2 separate regions of the Mus musculus genome follow, and region 1 is linked to region 2. Evidence: chromatin contacts called from ENCODE Hi-C or POLR2A ChIA-PET data. All regions are on one chromosome and are shown on one strand. Each heading gives the region's core, a stretch centred on a gene start or an enhancer-like site at or near the end of the contact. The rest is flanking DNA. Distances are from core to core; before and after follow the strand shown.

Region 1 (3,338 bases), core at 646-3,145, 1.4 Mb before region 2:
GTCTGTATTGTGCCAGGTGTCTCCAGGAAAACCCTGACCATCAGCTTGAGGGGAGGTGTCCCAAACCTGGTGTTAGGCTTTTTATTGACAACCTATGGCTTCTCAGATGAGCACAATCCACTGTATAAAGAAATTCCAATTAAAATGGTTTGCTATGAATCTCCACTCTCTCCTTCCTCCCTCCTCCTTCCTCTCTCCTCTTCTTCTCTTAAGTAATTTTGAGACAGGATTTTGCTGTATAGCCCTGGCTGGCCTTGAAGATGCTCTGTAGACCAGGCTGGCTTCAAACTCCGAGACATTCCTCTGCCTCTTCCTCTTGAGGGATAGAATTCAAGTTGTATATCACCACTGCCCTGTGAATCCTCACTTTTCTAATTTCATTTGATACTTCTTAAGTTGGGAGCTTCAAGACGAGTCCACTGAGCGTACATATATCACTAGGAAGACTAAGAGCCCCTCCCCATGGCGCTGCCTGGCTTTCAGGGTTATTCACTAGCTTAGGCAACACGAATATAACATGTCTGTTGGATTTAAAGATGGGACTTCATTTGTTCTGTTCATCCAGATGGAGGGTTTATCCTGAAGATTGAACCTAGGGCCTTGCCATGCCAGACAAGCACTGGAAGTGATACAGTTTAAGTTTGCAAAGCAGTTCTTTAAACTTGGCACTGCTGAGCAGCTTGCTTTCCCAAGCAGAAAAACCAAATCTGCACGGGGATACTGGATTGCCCAGGATGAAAGTTCCTTACTTGAGACTGCTGAGGGCTCTTAAAGGGAGCTCTACAATTTGCTACACTGTTTCCGAAAGGAACTGAAAGTGGTAGTAGCCATAGAGATTGACATTTTCGACAAGAATCCACTTAAGTGTCAGCAGAAATGAGCGTATGCAGAATGAGATCTCACTTGAAGCGGAATCTACTTTTCAGGCTCCTACTGAATTTGTGAGATACTCCCTACAGTGACTAGTAATGCGGAGTGGTAAGTTATCCACAAAACTATGCATCATTCTAAGGTCAAAATAGACCTGCAGCATTGAGGAAGACTTACACTAAGAGTCAAAGACATAAAAGAGGTTCTGTCCTGGCCCTGGTAGTGACAGTACTTGTAAAGTCCCATCATTCAGGGAGAAGCAGGAGGGTCAGATGATGAGGGTCACCCTCAACTACGCAGTGAGCTCAAGGCCAGTATGGGTTACATGAGACCTCGATAAGGGGAAAAAAGATATTTATGTACAAATGACATAGAAAACTGACACCCGCCCTTGGATTTAGTAATCTGTAGGTTAACATTACATTGATTAGACTAGTGGTCCACTTAAAAGGCAAACACTTTTGCAACTAGGTTCGATTCTTAAGTGGATGGACAAATTCTGGGGATTTACACTGGGGAGAAACAAACAATATCAAGTGTTTGGGTATGGGAGCGTGGAAGTGCTACGCCTGAGCATATTTCTGAAGCTTAATTCACAGGAAATGATGGTAGCTAGCTAGGATAAAACTTCTGTTGGGTTTTGTAATGCATGTGACTGGCAACAGAAGTGGCCAAGGACAGACCTACCATCAGTTTTAGGAACAACTTTGTGCCCATTTGCAAAGGCAATCTCTCCTTCCTTCCTGGAGTTTACAAAACTGGAGGGTGAACACTAAGAATTATTTCAAATCTAAAGCATGACGCATTCGAAAGTGCTGAGTAACGAAGGCACAGGAGGTGCTGGTGAGCATAGGGCTTCCAACTCTAACAGGATAACGAAGGAGACCTCTGAAGACCGTGTAGTACAGCAGCTGTAGCGTCACCCCGTCCCTCAGGAGGCATGCGCTCTCTGGCGTCCGCGGGAGGCAAGCTTTAAACTACCGGACTAGTAGGCTCGCCTGGGATTAAGGCGGTAGGCGGGGCTCTCCTCGGCCCGCCCCCTGACCTGCAAGCGTGCAGAAGAGGTCAGAGGTCGCGCAGGCGTCATGGCGGCGCTGTGTAGGTCCCACGCCGGGACTGCTGGGAGCCGTTTCTTGAGAGCGCTTGTCTTCTCCAAGCCTTTGCGAAATGCAAGCACGGAGAGTGGTTCCGAGAGCGCAACCCACGACTCCTCCGCTCCTCGGGCGCGTTCAGGCGGCTTCGCGAGCGCTCTGGAGCGACACTCGGACTTGCAGCGGAAGGCGGAGCTCCGACTGGTAAGCAGGCCTCGCGGCGCCACGTCCGCACGCCGGGCCGAGCGTGGGGAGGGGCTAAGCCCGGGACGCTGGGAGGAGCCGGCGTGGTGGGGCGGGAGCCCGTCGGTGTTGGGGTGGGGCTCAGGCGGCGACTCCAGGGAGGGGCCAGCGTGGGTTGGGGGTGAATTCTGTCCTTCTTGTCATGGGCTATGCCGGTGACTTAGGGATGAGGAGAGGAGCGACTGGAGCGGCGGGGGTAGCTTTCTACCCTTGACCTGCAGCAGAGCGTGTGATTAATATTTTCTTCCTTTTCCATGGCTTTTACGCTCCTGTGGGTTCTCTCTGCATACCTTTGTGACACATTCTGGGCCAGGTATCCATCGGGTTTGTGGGGCGACCCGTCAGACTTGGAGGAAAACGACTCCAGGTCTTAGCCTTGCCACAAGGCGGCTCGAGGCCTGTCACAAGCATCTTAATTGAATTGACACTTAAAGCTATTGTGAACTGGGCGTATGATTTAAACTGTCAGTGTTTCACTTTCCTTTATTGCAAGTGACCTTTTATTTTAAAAATATAGTTTTTTCCCCCTTTGTGTAAAACATTGTAAAATAATTTAGATACATGAAGTAGTGCAAATACAAAAGGCTGGGATTTTTAAAAATTCTGAGACTCGGGTATACATGAGGTTGGGTTATATAAGAAAAATCTGAATTTCCAGTTTTTGTTCTCTAGTGGGTATTGCTGAACAGTACACATGTAGCTATTTCTCAGGATTGTAGGGTCATCTTAGTTTTGAGTGCCAAAACTTTTCTTTGATCTAGTGATGGGAAGGACCCCAGGACATAGTTTTGAGATTTTTGCCACATGTAGTGGCTTAAAACACAAATTTTTACTTATAGGGCACTAGGAGTTCTTTTAAAATAAGAAAATGAAAATATAAAAAGATAACAAAAACTTAACATATTAGAATTGGACAAAACAAATAGAATTTAAAGAGCTCAAGAGAGGTGGAGGAAATACAGGCACTTGTGCACACACTCAGGAGTCCCATAGAAGCTGGAAGCCGCGACACACTTTAGAGGACCTGGGGTAGGCCTGGTGCAAGCCCTGTGAGTGCTTTCCAGTCTCTGCCAGCTTTGTTCATGTTGATTTAGAGAGCCTTGTTCTCTTGGTGTCTTCCACAACCTTTTGGCT
Region 2 (3,368 bases), core at 544-3,043:
ATTTCAACCTAATTTATTATAATTGAATGCATGAAATGATGGCATCTTAGTTTGTTCAGGAAAAGAAAAATCAAAGAGTTTAAGGGCCAGTACTGCTTAACATAAACCTGACTCATGAATCATGCTCATTGCATACTACATGAGGATCCTTATGTTCTACACACATACATACATACATACATACATACACACACACACAGAGTGTATATTATACTAGTATTCGATTATTTCTCCTAAATTTCTGATTTAGATAGCAAGAACTTTGACAATTTTTTATTCTTTGCATGCATAGATAAATAAGTGAAACATTGGATGAATATTTCTTTCACTGTAAATATTGATCAGTAAAAATCTGGGAAGTATTCTTAAACACTCTTCATGCAGTATGATAGCGTTGTAAAGTCTTCACACCTATGTTTCAACTCTATTCTCTATACAGTCCCTATACTAGTATAGTTGTAAATCACTAAAATGAGTTGCCTGTAGGGGTATCCAAAAATAGGAGATTTTTGAAAGGTATGCTGTCATTACAATTTCTCATTTCATGTTAATTTGAGTGGTACACCAAGCAAGACCTTCACAGCTAATCTGCAGCATAAATGATCTATTAGAATTCTTTATCACCTTCAAGATGTTTGGAGAAAGCTTAACTGCAAAATATCATTGTGAAATAAAATTCATAATCATATTATTATATTTTCTTTCTGGTACACTTAAATCACTGGGGAAGAGTTATCAGTTACCACTGTTAACTTCGTAACATGTCCTGAAATATTTGACTATCTATAATACAAGAAAATGAAGGGATCAAGTCCCCTATTCATTCCAAGTACAGTAAGTGGTGAAACAATTTTAAGAGAGAAAAAAAAACTATTTTAAGGCAGCAGGATCCAAATTTTCTGAAAGCTTGTATATCAGAAAGATCCCTAGTCTTTTTAAATCCTGAAACTGTTGTCACCACTGTTAAGATTTTTTTTTTCTTCCTTCCTTTGTTTTTTAAGTGAAATGTTGTCCTAGCGCGGGATTAAAATGGATGAAGAAAGGGAAAGAACTGGGAACAAAACAAAATCTGAAGCCATGGCTAAGGCACCAGGATAAAGTGAAGATAAGGAAGCAAAGCTGGCTTTTCCCTAGACCGTCCTCGTGAATAAACCATTAATGTTGAAGCTATTGTCCCTGCTGTAGAGCTCGCCAGGGACACTTCCTTGGGAGATGCTCCGGCATCTCTCCGAGCAAGGTGCGGTAGAAATGGAAGGAATGGACCTACGACTGTCCAAGGTGTGTGTCCAGAGCTCGCTGGAGGCAGGGCAGGTCCTGAGGGGTCAGCAAGAGCTGGCGACCCGGGCGTCGCGAACCTTAACCAAGAATACACTTTGCAAAGATAAGACTCGACCAGAGACACCTAGTGCCCACAGGAAACTCAGGGGTCCAGAAAGGACCCGACATGGTAGTTAGGCCTTGCAGAAGTGAGGACGCGGGGGCTCCAACCCCGCGGTGAAGTCGAGCACCGTGCCCGGCGGGCAGCCCGCGGCCACCGCTCCCGTAAGGGGCCGCCAGCTCCGCCCCGGGTGTCGGCGAGCGCGGGGACCTCGCTGCAGAGCCGGCCGGCCGGCCGCACTTGCCCCCAGACTCCAGGCCCCGGTCGCTCGGGCCCGCTGGAGCCCCGCGGTCGCATCCCCCTCGCGTCTCACCTTCCAGTCCGTCCATGACGCGCCGCCTCAGGCTCCGCAGGCAGCACCCGCCGCCGCCCAGTTCCTGCTGTAGCAACACGGCCGCACCTCCCACACTCTAACATCCCGGCCTCCTATTGGTCCGCGCGGGTGGGGGCGGGGTGACAGGGGCGGAGCTACTAAGGGCGGGGCTGCGCCTTCTGCCACCTCCCGAGGGACTCTCCTTCCACCAAGGTTTTTCCAACCACCCTCCCTGGAAACCGCAGCTACTTTTGTTGGCAATCCGAGATCCTTACACGCCTTTGTTCCACTTCAGCCACATTTAGGCTCACACCTTGTTTTCCAGCTTAGAATGCCTCCGCATCTCGGAGCTCCTCATCTCCAGTCAGTAAGAGAATGTCTTTTTAACAGGTCCCTCTGAGCTCTTGTAACAAGATAAGGGGGCCTTGGTCCAGCACCATCCCGTGTTCACTGCCCTTTTAAATCAAGCAACATCCTCTAGCCTTGTTCTTCAGACACAGCTCTATGGGCTAAGACATTGTTTCCTAGGTAAGTCATATTTTCTGTATGGGACTGTGGAACTGAGATTGCGCCAAACTTCTGAAACAGTTTTCTAACTATAAAAAGTTAGGCCCGAAATTAGAAATGAAACTTCCCCGTTGCACAATCTTTCCCTGGCCAGCACTATGCTTGCCCTCAACTGCAGTTCTGCATCTCATCAAGGCTGTACTGTACTGAGCGCTTTAAACTGGGAAGCTAACCTATCAAGGCACAAAGGTGTCTTTCTGTCAGAGTCAAAATGGAATCCAACCACTCAAACGGTTTTGCTTCACAGTCTAACACATTTTACCCTTACTAAAACTCTTCGAAAATTTTACTTAGCAAGAATAAACCAATCATATTGTTTACTGATTCTGGGGTGTCCATTACTAAGTTATCAATATATTTTGTTCGTAACAAGTCTTACACTGTTTTCTTGTTGAGCAGTTTAATTCAAAAGTTGTCTTAATTCTGTATACACTTAAATATGTCAGTAACTCTCTGATTTTGTTTAAACAAGCAAACGCCAAGAGGTCTTATCTGTGAGAAGACGCTCACAGTGGGTGTGAAGACCGTAGAGTCCGAGTCTGGTACAGAATAGTATAAGAAACTTCCATTCTGCAATTATCTCATGAGTCCTTTCCTTGTTCTGCTCTGGGCTTCCCTGACTTCTGAGTTTCTGGGACCTCCATGCAGGCAACCAACCTAGTTACCCTATATTGGTGTAGAGAGCCCCGCCACCACCAGTCCCCTGGCCATGCTTCTAAGACAAAATCAGATGAGGTTGAGGACAGCTTTCATAAGAATGCCCAAAAAAATAAAAAGAACACAAAAAGAATTATCAAAATAAAGAAGACATTTACTTTGCATATTGCAAGTTTAGACAAATATTAGGATGATGGACACAAGCCTTATTAGCCATAAAATCTACAGTAACATCAATAACAATAATAAAAATAGCAACAATAACAAAAGTACCTTAAGAGGCCCTGCCATCTAGAAGCCTTACAGGTGTGGCTGCTATATCACATGTCTGCCAGTAGATGGCAGAGAGGAGAGAAGCTATGTCTAGTTCAGTGTTCTGACCCATGAATAATTTACCTCACATTTCTGGAAAAAGGCCTGTCAGAAAAGCTACCAGTCTGGCATGAGGGGCCT

The links. Hi-C counts contacts between places; a loop is a spot of excess contacts on that map. ChIA-PET counts read pairs that join two places held with the same protein, here RNA polymerase II (POLR2A).
Region 1: a map of Patski shows a loop between it and region 2 (2.9-fold over the local background). The contact joins the promoter of Mrps28 here to the promoter of Zc2hc1a in region 2. A Hi-C loop is called at or near these places in 1 of 37 maps with a recorded cell type or tissue (Patski). POLR2A ChIA-PET finds 5 or more read pairs at or near these places in 1 of 5 experiments (Patski).

What each region holds. Positions count from the first base shown.
Region 1 is chr3:8,922,414-8,925,751 of GRCm38, reverse strand. Mrps28 (mitochondrial ribosomal protein S28) reads left to right here and starts at 1,895. Exons shown (of 3, transcript NM_025434.3): 1 at 1,895-2,165. The coding sequence starts at 1,956. Gm52601 (a long non-coding RNA gene) reads left to right here and starts at 2,180. Exons shown (of 2, transcript XR_003954436.1): 1 at 2,180-2,278.
Region 2 is chr3:7,501,851-7,505,218 of GRCm38, reverse strand. It overlaps Zc2hc1a (zinc finger, C2HC-type containing 1A), which reads right to left and starts at 1,793. Exons shown (of 9, transcript NM_173181.3): 1 at 1,692-1,793. The coding sequence starts at 1,707. It also overlaps the pseudogene Gm23592.